Linked DNA regions of Homo sapiens: region 2 is linked to region 1. The links are chromatin contacts, found by Hi-C or POLR2A ChIA-PET in ENCODE. All regions are on one chromosome and are shown on one strand. The core of a region is the stretch at or near the end of the contact, and the rest is flanking DNA. Distances in the headings are between cores, read along the strand shown. Region 1 overlaps TAOK3 (TAO kinase 3). Region 2 overlaps TAOK3 (TAO kinase 3).

What was found. Hi-C counts contacts between places; a loop is a spot of excess contacts on that map. ChIA-PET counts read pairs that join two places held with the same protein, here RNA polymerase II (POLR2A). Pooled maps may share reads with other maps.
Region 2: a map of PC-3 shows a loop between it and region 1 (2.6-fold over the local background). The contact joins two enhancer-like sites. A Hi-C loop is called at or near these places in 4 of 168 maps with a recorded cell type or tissue (Calu3, PC-3, endothelial cell of umbilical vein and 1 more) and 2 of 50 pooled maps. POLR2A ChIA-PET finds 5 or more read pairs at or near these places in 3 of 52 experiments (GM12878, HEK293 and endothelial cell of umbilical vein).

Annotation. Positions count from the first base shown.
Region 1 is chr12:118,178,488-118,184,242 of GRCh38, reverse strand. It overlaps TAOK3 (TAO kinase 3), which reads left to right. Exons shown (of 21, transcript NM_016281.4): 15 at 2,636-2,872. Among named protein-coding and RNA genes, the nearest start is that of PEBP1, 45 kb to the right of the region's middle. Within about 2 kb of position 1,807, at least 3 of the 41 ENCODE cell types and tissues checked have a DNase peak (open chromatin) inside an H3K27ac peak, as active enhancers do.
Region 2 is chr12:118,267,837-118,273,575 of GRCh38, reverse strand. All of the region lies in intron 1 of TAOK3 (TAO kinase 3), which reads left to right. Among named protein-coding and RNA genes, the nearest start is that of TAOK3, 100 kb to the left of the region's middle. Within about 2 kb of position 1,620, at least 5 of the 41 ENCODE cell types and tissues checked have a DNase peak (open chromatin) inside an H3K27ac peak, as active enhancers do.

The DNA.
Region 1 (5,755 bases), core at 558-3,057:
TACCCAAAAAGACAATTTGAAACTTGGAAAGTTTAGTTGTGACAAATGAAAGGTGATATTAGGAGTTTAAGAAGGTAATTATCCACATTATGGGAAGCATTCAAAAGCAAAATGTCTCTCCTGGAATTCAGTGGTGTACAATGATAGCAGATTGAGCTCTGTAAATTTTCTTTGCCACATCCTTGTACCAGATCACCTTGTATGTGATCTGGTACAAGTAGAAAGCCACCCTCTTTACAGACACCCACCCACCAACTGAAATAGAAAATTTTCTTGACACAACTCATTTCCCTTTTATCTTTAGGCATCCTGGTTTAGGGAAATGACCATCCTGAGAATATTTTATTGGCTGTAAGCCAATGCTTATGCCAAGTTTTAAATGTGTCATGATAGCTTAGAGTGTGCCATGCCTCAGCTTTGGGAATCTGATTAAAGAAGGAATGCTAAAATAAGAAAAAGTTTCTAGCTAAAACATATCTAAAATTCATTACCCTAACCCTGATACTTTACTGCCATATTTTTCTGAAAAATAGTTGAATTCAGAAAGGACTAAATGGTATCCTTTCCATTGATTAGAATTGTTTCTTCCTTAAAGTTGTACTTCAGAAACATATAAGCGTGAAGAAGTAAAATTGATACATATATTTCAAACTACTTCTTTTCCTCCTTTCATCTTGAATTATGTCCATTAAAAAAACACATTTTCTGATAATAAAATAGATCATTTATTTTCTTTAGAGGGTTAGGTGCCTTTTGGGTGATGCTATCCTTTTTTGGTCTTAAAATATCCTCTGCTCTTATTCTTAATACTTGAAAGAGTATTATCCTTCAGAAAAGAGAAATGAATATGAAACCCAGTGTTAGTTTCAACTGGAAAGGTTTCAAAGTTTGGCTAATGTTTAATGGTGTACTTTGATAATACTATCTAGTTACAGAACAGCACTCTCTTGTTAGTAAGGACTCAATTTAGTATGCAGGGCCACCTTCTAAAAAGAGCAGAGAAACAAACTCTTCTTTGTATAAAATGTATTTTAACCCATAAACTGAAAATAGTACAGAAAATTAATAGCAGCTTGAAAATTTCCTGTAAAGCTTGGTTGGGTGTTAGGCTGGGGAGATGGGCCTTACAGTAGATAGGAGTGACCAAATCACTTAGTGAAGAACAAGACTAAAGTTACAATCCTGGAATTAAGATTTTTTTTCTAAAATAGGAAAAATAGGGAGGAAGTGATCAGGAAAATAAAGAGAGAAGATAAATTGAAGGAAGGACTGGAAAAATCACAAAAGATTTAATAGAAATGAGCAAGAGGTGCTGAAATGTACATTTACAAGCTTTAATTTGTTGGATGTTCACTTGAAAATGAGTTAAGGAAAAGTTACTAAGAAAAGTAGCCTTCCAAAAATCATAGCAATGCTTTGTCCTCTTTAGGAGAGTGAGTGAATGTATTATAATTTGGTAACATTTCTTTTGTAGAGAAGGGGATGGGGGAGACATGATTTAAGAGATCTCTTGATCTCATACTCACCTCTTCATATTAGGAATAGGAAATAAATCATGTTCAGACTAATTTAAAAGGTCTATGACTGTTAGAGACATGATCCTTAAAAAAAAAAAAAAATATATATATATATATATATATATACACACACACACACACACACATATACAAAACAAACCAGTGTAGTAGTTCTCAACTAGAGGAATTTTGTTCCCAAGGGAACATTTGGCAATATCTGGAGATACTTTTCATTGTCATGTGGTGGGAGGTGCTACTGCCATCTAGTGGGTAGAGGCCAGGGATGCTGCTAAACATCCTGCAATGCACAGGACGGCCCCCACAACAGATAATTATCGGGCTCGTTGTCAGTAGTGTTGGTGAGAAATCTTGGTGCAGTAGAAATAACATGGCTCTGGAGTTATACAGAGATGGGCCTGATTCCCAATCCAGTCCTTATTAGCTGTGTTAATGTGAACATGTAATATATGTGATGGTATATCAAAAATATGTAAACATATTTTGACTGAATAAATAATTTCTTTTTGTTGTTGTTGTTTTTTTTTGAGACAGAGTCTCTGTCACCCAGGCTGGAGTGCAGTGGAGTGATCTTAGCTCACTGCAGCCTCCGCCTCTCGGGTTCCAGCAATTCTCCTGCCTCAACCTCCCAAGTAACTAGGATTACAGGTGCCCACCACCATGCCTGGCTAATTTTTGTATTTTTAGTAGAGACGGGGTTTTACCATGTTGGCCAGGCTGGTCTCCAACTCCTGACCTCAAGTGGTCTGCCTGCCTCAGCCTCCCAAAGTACTGGGATTACAGGCGTAAGCCATCGTGCCCGGCCTGAATAAAGAGTTTCTTTCAAGAATCAATTTCTTCAACTATAAAACTAAGATGTTATCACCTACCTCATGAATGAAATGAATGAGTGAATGAGATGGTTTTGAGGACTAGGGATAAAATACATAAAGAGTATCTATCTAGCACAGTGCCCCCTACGGGTGAGCATTCACTAAACAGTAGGTAAATTGATGGTGAAGGTGATGGATAAAATTATGCCACAGGGCCGTTCTACTTTGCATGAAAGCTTGTCTCCCATGAACCTGGTTACCTGAGTTCTGTTTCCTAACCCAATTCAGGTTACACGACAGATCCATGAGCATGAGCAGGAGAACGAGTTGCGGGAACAGATGTCAGGTTATAAGCGGATGCGGCGCCAGCACCAGAAGCAGCTGATCGCCCTGGAGAACAAGCTGAAGGCTGAGATGGACGAGCACCGCCTCAAGCTACAGAAGGAGGTGGAGACGCATGCCAACAACTCGTCCATCGAGCTGGAGAAGCTGGCCAAGAAGCAAGTGGCTATCATAGAAAAGGAGGTCAGTATGTGCACACACGCCTTCATGCCACAACCAAGCCCAGCCTGTTGGGGTCAGTGGCAGGATGTTAGCAAGAGGCAGGAGTGGGGGATGGAGGAAAATTGTTGTTTCCGGGGTGGCAAAATTGGGTTTCTAGATTTTATAGGGCTATGTAAAATTGTCGTTCAGAGCTAAAATAGCAACTGAAAATATATGTTACATTCTTGTCCATTCAAATATATTCTGAGGCCAGGCGTGGTGGCTCACGCCTGTAATCCCAGCACTTTGGGAGGCCGAGGCAGGCAGATCACCTGAGGTCAGGAGTTCGAGACCAGCCTGGCCAACATGGTGAAACTCCATCTCTTCTAAAAATACAAAAATTAGCCGGGCATGGTGGCACATGCCTGTAATCCCAGCTACTCAGGAGGCTGAGGCAGGAGAATTGCTTGAACCTGGAAGGCAGAGGTTGCAGTGAGCCAAGATCATGCCATTACACTCCAGCCTGGGCAACAGAGGAAGTCTCTTCTCAAAAAAAAAAAAAAATTATACTTATGTATATTCTGAGTATCAGTCCCTTGATGGTGGCCTGGGTACAAGTAAAGGGAAACAAGATGCTTCCATCTTCTGAGAACGTGCACAACAAAAGTCTGTTACTGTATCTGCCATACCCACAGTCCTCTTCAAAAGAAAACTGCTTTACAAATAGTCTCTTATAGTAGTGATAATCCCTGCCTACAGCTGATGAGCCCCTGAGCAAAAGGAGCAAATAATGAGTCCGGCAATTATTTGGATTTTCTAGGGAACATCTCTCGTCCCCATCCACGTTCTAAACTAATTTTAAAAGCAGACAAGGCCAGATGTGGTGGCTTACACCTATAATCCCAGCACTTTGGGAGGCCAAGGTGGGTGGATCTCTTGAGCCCACGAGTTCAAGACCAGCCTGGACAATGTGGCAAAACCCCGTCTCCACAAAAAATACAAAAGTTAGCTGGGTGTGGTGGCACATGCCTATAGTCCCAACTAATTGGGAGGCTGAGGCAGGAAGATTGCTTGAGCCCAGAAGGCAGAGGTTGCAGTGAGCCGAGATTGTGTCACTGCACTCTAGCCTGGGTGACAGAGCGAGACCCTGTCTCAAAAAAAAAAAGGCCAGGCACAGTGGCTCACGCCTGCAATCCCAGCACTTTGGGAGGCCGAGGTGGGTGGATCGCCTGAGGTCAGGAATTCGAGACCAGCCTGGCCAACATGGTGAAACCCCGTCTCTACTAAAAATACAAAAATTAGCTGGGCGTGGTGGCAGATGCCTATAATCCCAGCTACTCAGAAGGCTGAGGCAGGAGAATCGCTTGAACCTGGGAGGCAGAGGTTGCAGTGAGTTGAGATTGTGCCATTGCACTCCAGCCTGGGTGACAAGAGCGAGACTTCATCTCCAAAAAAAAAAAAAAAACCAGCCAGGCATGGTGGCTCATGCCTGTAATCCCAGCACTTTGGGAGGCTGAGGTGGGTGGATCACTTGAGGTCAAGAGTTTGAGACCAGCCTGGCCAACATGGTGAAACCGTATCTCTACTAAAAATACAAAAAATTAGCTGGGCATGGTGGCAGGTGCCTGTAATCCCAGCTACTCGGGAGGCTGAGACAAGAGAATCACTTGAACCCGGGAGGCGGAGATTGCAGTGAGCCGAGGTCACGCCATTGCATTCCAGCCTGGGCAACAAGAACAAGACTCCGACTGAAAAAAAAAAAAAAAAAACAGAAGGGTAAGGCAGATAGTCATAATATCATCTTTTTTTATTATTATTATGCTTTAAGTTCTAGGGTACATGTGCACAACGTGCAGGTTTGTTACATATGTATACATCTGCCATGTTGGTGTGCTGCACCCATTAACTCGTCATTTACATTAGGTATATCTCCTAATGCTATCCCTCCTCCCTCCCCATAATATCATCTATTACTGATACATGTTAGGTACAAGAGGTGATTTATGTCTGCAGGAAAACAAAATTAAGCAGATCTGCCTGCTCAAGCAGTGCTAAAACTGAGTCACCTTTCCTGCCACCCCCATGAGACTTCCATAGTGTTGAAAAATGTGGTGGACATGTGCTCCCTGGGCATGCAGTGACTGGGGACACAGTTCCAGGGTGTTTCCATAATTGAGCTTGCTCTCTGTCTCTCTTGGTCTCTCTGTCTCTCTCTGTCTCCACATGGAAGGAACAATCAGGTTGTAGAAGAAAGATTTCCCCCAACAGCCATCAATCTGTGAGGCAGTCTGGCATGAAAACCTCTGCCCAGACAAGGATGATGTTGATTAAATAAATCAGTCAGATTCTTTCTTGGGATTTGACTTGGTAAATATGTTGTGAGAATTGTTCATAATGGAAGAATTGTCCTTCATGGAAGTTGCAGGTGAAAAAGATACGTAAAAAGAGCCATGAGCCATGAAGCATAATTCCCCCTCTATCTCCCAAGTCGCTCGTCTTACGTATATCCTTCACCCAGTGGTTACCAGAAACAGATTTGGTCACTTTCAGGAGCCAGTATTTATTGGATGACCTTTTATATAGTATGTGTTTTATTCATTTAGGACCCCAAAAAATGTCATGATGTGTGACTGTTGTGGATTGCAGCAGGTGCCTAAGAGAATAAAATGGCTCATGCCTGTAATCCCAGTACTTTGGGAGGCCGAGGCAGGTGGATCATTTGAGTTCAAGAATTCAACACCAGCCTGGCCAACATGGTGAAACCCTGTCTCTACTAAAAATACAAAAATTAGGTGGATGTGGTGGCTTGTGCCTGTAATCCCAGCTACTGGGGAGGCTGAGGCATGAGAATCACTTGAACGCAGGAGGTGGAGGTTGCAGTGAGCCGAGATCATGCCACCGCACTCGAGCCTGTGTGGCAAAGGG
Region 2 (5,739 bases), core at 371-2,870, 90 kb before region 1:
CCCAAAGTGCTGAGATTATAGGCATGAGCCACTATGCCCGACCTATTTTTTTCTTTTTCTTTTTTTTCTTTTTGAGACGGAGTCTCGCTCTGTCACCCAGGCTGGAGTGCAGTGGTGCCGATCTCGGCTCACTGCAACCTCTGCCTCCTTGGTTCAAGCGATTCTCCTGCCTCAGCCTCCCGAATAGCTGGAACTACAGGCGTGTACCACCACACCTGGCTAATTTTTTGTATTTTTAGTAGAGATGGGGTTTCACCGTGTTAGCGAGGATGGTCTGGATCTCCTGACCTTGTGATCTGCTTGCCTCAGCCTCCCAAAGTGCTGGGATTACAGGCATGAGCCACCGCGCTGGCCCTATTTTTTTCTTAAAGAGGCCCTCAAATTTGTTTACTCTGCAGTCCTCGTAAGAACTGAATCTAGCACCATATCTTTAAATGTCCTGAGATCCTTGGGAGGAATAGTAACAGAAGTTCAATCTTACATTAAATTTAAAATTTTCTTGATTACCCTCCAAAATAGTAAAGTATGACTTAGGGCAGCATGGTTCAGGAGAATAAATTTCTGTAATGGAAAATCAGAAGTCCTGGATTTTTTTTTTTCCAGACAAGTTCTTACTTTGTCACCTAGGTTGGAGTGCAGTGGCACAATCTCGGCTCACTATAGCCTCAGCTTCCTGGGCTCAAGCAATCCTCCCACCTCAAGCCCCAAGTAGCTGGGACTACAGGCACGTGCTACCATGCCCAGCTAATTTTTTTGTATTTTATTTCATAGAGACGGGGGTCTCACTGTGTTACCCAGGCTGTTCTCAAACTCCTGGACTCAAGCAACCCTCCCACCTCGGTCTCCCAAAGTGCTAGGATTACAGGCATGAGCCACTGCACCTGGCCAGAAGTCTGGGATTTTAATTTGGGGATAATGCTGCCACAGAGGTGTGATGTGATGCTTAACTTTTCTGAGATTGAGTATAAAAAGAAAAAAAGGAGTTGAAATGGTGTATCTTTAAAATTCTTTCCAGTATGAAACATTCTAATTCTTATTTACTTTATTAATACTGAAATATTGTGGAGTTTTCGAATTCACTGGCTCCAGGATAGTGCTGCCAGAGAAAAACATTGTTGAGAAGAACATTATTGTTGAAAAAAACATTGAAACACAACTAAGATCTTCAATGAATCATCTTTCTTGAAGTTTCTGGGAAAGGGAAAATTATTTTAAAAATATATATTTCTACTCTCTATCAAGTGTTCTTTCTTTCTTTCTTTCTTTCTTTTTTTTTTTTTTTTTGAGATGGAGTCTTGCTCTGTCACCCAGGCTGGAGTGCAGTGGTGTAACTCGGCTCACTGCAACCTCTGCCTCCTGGGCTTAAGTGATTCTCATGCCTCAGCCTCCCAAGTAGCTGGGATTACAGGCATGCGCCACCAGTGTTCTTTCTTATAGTAAGTTAGAATGTCTTGTGAGAAATAATTTACTTGATTACCATTGTTAGAAGGTTTCCATTTCTTAGAATAAAGAAGTGTTTGCGAAGAAAATTATTTCAATTGCACATCTCTGATGAAATCTTCTACTCCGTGCTAGTTGGATTGTTTATTTGGCCCAAGGGCCTAAAACCTGAAATACTACATTCTTGGCGCAGTTCTACATTCTCACTATAAATGTAATACCTGAGGTTGCAGGAGGTTAAGGAAGAGGGAAAAACTTATTTTATGCCTGTTATTTCATCTTATCCTCTTAGAAGAAAAAATATTCTTGTTTATCTTTTGGGGAAAGGATTAATTTGAATGGTCATTTTAATTATAAGATTGAAATGGAACAGGGAAGGTGATTTCATCAGATTTTTATGGAATATCTGCTACTTAAAGAAGCCGTAGGGCCCAGCATTTCCACTCATAGGCATATGCTCAAGAAAAATGAAAACATATATCCGCCTAAAAACTTATACATGAATAATTCTAGTAGCACTATCCATAATGGCCAAAAGTTAAAGCAGTCCAAATGTCCATCACCTGATAAATGGATAAAATGTGACATATCCATATAATGGAATATTATTTGGCAATAAAAAGAAATACTGATTCATGCTATGCATTGGATTTGAAAACATGCTGAGTGAAAAATGCCAGTCATGAAAGACCACATATTGTATGATTCCGTTTATATGAAATTCCCAGAACAAGGAAATCTATAAAGATGGAAAGTATGTTAGTAAATTTCTTAGGAATGGAGGGAATGGGGTGGGGCGAGGCTGGGGTAATAGCTAAAGGGTATGGTTTTGTGTGTGTATGTATGGTGATGAAAATGTTCTAAAAATAACTGTGGTTGGTAACGGTTGTACATATCTAAAATGCTAAATACTAAATATACTAAAAACCATTGAATTGTACACTTTAAATGGGCAGAGTGTATGATAGGTGAATTATATCTCAATAACACTGTTTTTATTTTTTAAAATATCAGGGGTTACAATGATTAATCCAAATGTGGACTTAGACAATTACCCTTCTCTGAAGAAGCACTTGCCATCCAGTTTTAGAATACTAACTATGTGTGTTGAAAACTGATGCAAAGGGAGAAAATAGTAGGTTTTATAGAAGTGACATTTAGCCGGGCGTGGTGGCTCACACCTGTAATCCCAGCACTTTGGGAGGCTGAGGCGGGCGGATCACGAGGTCAGAAGATCGAGATCATCCTGGCTAACATGGTGAAACCCCATCTCTACTAAAAATACAAAAAAAAATTAGCTGGGCGTGGTGGCGGGCGCCTGTAGTCCCAGCTACTGGGGAGGCTGAGACAGGAGAATGGCGTGAACCCGGGAGGCGGAGCTTGCAGTGAACCGAGATCGGCGCCACTGCGCTCCAGCGTGGGAGACAGAGCAAGACTTTGTCTCAAAAAAAAAAAAAAAAAAAAAAGTGACATTTAGCTGGACTGTAAGAATAGCTGAGATTTGGGCCTTATAAGCAGAGGACACAACTTAGACAAAGACCAAGTGAGAAGTGAAATACAAAGTATATATACAAATGTAACTGAATGGAATTTATTTTTTCCTGATTATAGAGTTTAAGAATTTAGGTTAGACTACTGGTTTGAAGCCAGCTTTGAATGTTCGTTAGGTAAAGTTATTATTATTATTATTGTTATTCTTTATCCCATAGGAAGTAGTGAGATTTTGAAAGATTTTGAGCAGAGCTGTGATATTATCTGAACCATGCTTTAGAAAGATGATTATGGTAATAGTGTTTTTCTAATTCCAGAAAAGATAGAGGCTGTAAGAGGAAAAGAAAAGGAGAGAGCATATGAATGCCAGAGAAATGGAAAAACAGGAAGCAGAAATTGGGGATTAATTGAATGTTAAGGGACAGGGAAAAAGAACAAAGTTAATGGGAGGTGTATGTGAGCCATTTAGGGGAGAAGCCGAATAGATATTTGAAAATACAGGACTGGGGCTTGGAATAATGGTCAGTACTGTCTAGTGACACAGTATTACTTAAAATCATTAAATGGGCAGAAATTAAGATAGCAGCTTGCAGTCACACAGAGGACTTGGGGAAATCCTTAGAGGAACACATTCATTTAGGCATCAGAGAGAAGAGGAAGTATAATCAGAATAATTTGGAAAAACAGAAGACAGTTTCATGGGATCCAAGAGACATTTATGAAGAAGGAAGTGGGGGTAGTAAAATGGAAGAAAATTGAAAATATCCTTTAGGTTCAATGGATGAACTTCAGGAATACTGTCTTCAGCTTCAATAGCAATGCAATATTGTAGCAGAAAAGCAAACAAAGAAAAGATAAAACTGAGAAGGCTTAATTCCTAGAAGTCTTAGAGAGATAATTTTAGAACATATATAGAGCTTGGCAACCAAAGATGAAGAGAATATGCATGCATTTTAAGAAAATTATGTAAAAGTGGGCTGGGCGCAGTGGCTCACGCCTGTAATCTCAGCACTTTGGGAGGCCGAGGCAGGTGCATCATCGCAAGTCAGGAGTTTGAGACCAGCCTGGCCAATATAACGAAACCCCATCTCTACTAAAAATACAAAATTAGCCAGGCGTGGTGGTGCACGCCTGTAATCCCAGCTACTTGGAAGGCTGAGGCAGGAGAATCGCTTGAACCCAGAAGGCAGAGGTTGCAGTAAGCCGATACTGCATCACTGCACTCCAGCCTGAGTCTCAAAAAAAAAAAAAAAAAAAAAAAGAAGAGAGAGATAGAGAAAGAAAATTAATTATGTAACTATTTAGAGAGAGGATAATTAGCCCAGCATGGTGGCAAGAGCCTGTCCTCCCAGCTACTCAGGAGGCTGAGGCATGAGAATCGTTTGAACCTGGGAGGTGGAGGTTGCAGTGAGCTGAAATCTCGCCACTGTACTCCAGCCTGGGCAACAGAGCCAGACTCTGTCTCAAAAAATAAAAAAAGAAAGAAAGAAAGAGAGAGAAGAAAGAGAAGAAAGAAAGAAAGAGAAAGAAAACTATTTTCTAGGAATGAATGTTTCCTGATTTGTAAGATGCCTTATTTGAAACTCTCTTTCTTTTCTTTTTTCTTTTCTTTTGTTTTCTTTTCTTTTCTTTCTTCTGAGACAGAGTTTTGCTCTTGTTGCCAGGCCGGAGTGCAATGGCATGATCTCGGCTCACCCCATCTTCCGCCTCCCAGGTTCAAGCGATTCTCCTGCCTCAGCTGCCCGAGTAGCTGGGATTACAGGAATGCGCCACCACACCCGGCTAATTTTGTATTTTTAGTAGAGACAGGGTTTCTCCATGTTGGTTAGGCTGGTCTTGAACTCCTGACCTCAGGTGATCCACCCGCCTTGGCCTCTCAAAGTGCTGGGATTACAGGTGTGAGCCACTGTGCCTAGCTGAAACTACTTTCTTAGAAATTTAGCAACTAGTGTTCATATGATGTCATAAGGAATATTTTAGTTTATTGGAGCTATAGTCAGACTACATTAGCAGAGTAGACATGCAAACATTGCAGTTATTGATTGGTTAGTGGTTAGGTAAAATGTGATGCTGAATTCAGGCAAGTTTTAGCTACCAGTTAATCTGAAGCATTCCACAGCCACAGACAGAATCGGAAGGAGTAACAGAAATAATGAAAACGTTCAGTTTATAACTATAGGCATGAGACAAGAGTGGGATATTCTCAGCAAGAAAAATGTGAAAATGGAAGTCCATAGTTTTTTTCTAGTTTTTTCCTGTAAGGCCTTCATCTACAATGCTAGTCAAGCATCTAAAAATTATTCCAATATATGTAGGTTTTAAATTGTTATATTCTTTGACCCAATAATTCTACTTCTAGAAAGCCATTCTCAAGAAAGCCTCCAAAATGTAGATAAGTAATAGGCACCAAGATCTTCCAGACACAATAATTTTCAATAGTTCAACAAAAGGTTGAATACAGCCTTGGTTTTTGATTGTGGAGAAATGGTTGTGAATGAATTGCAGCTCTTCCATAAGACAGACAATAAGTAGTCATTAAAATGACCTTTGTGAACAGTATTTGGTGATATGGCAAAATAGTCATAGAGTTAGATAAAAGAGGTGAACTATGGAATTACACATATAATGTGATCTCAGCTGCATTTTAAAAATGCAGGCAGAAATAAATACGTCCATGGAGAAAAGTATGCCAGATTGTTAATGGAGTTTTGCCTGGATAGGATTATGGATTTTTTTCTTTCCTTTTTTTTTTTTTTTTTTGAGATGGAGTCTCACTCTGTCACCCAGGCTGGAGTGCAGTGGTGCGAT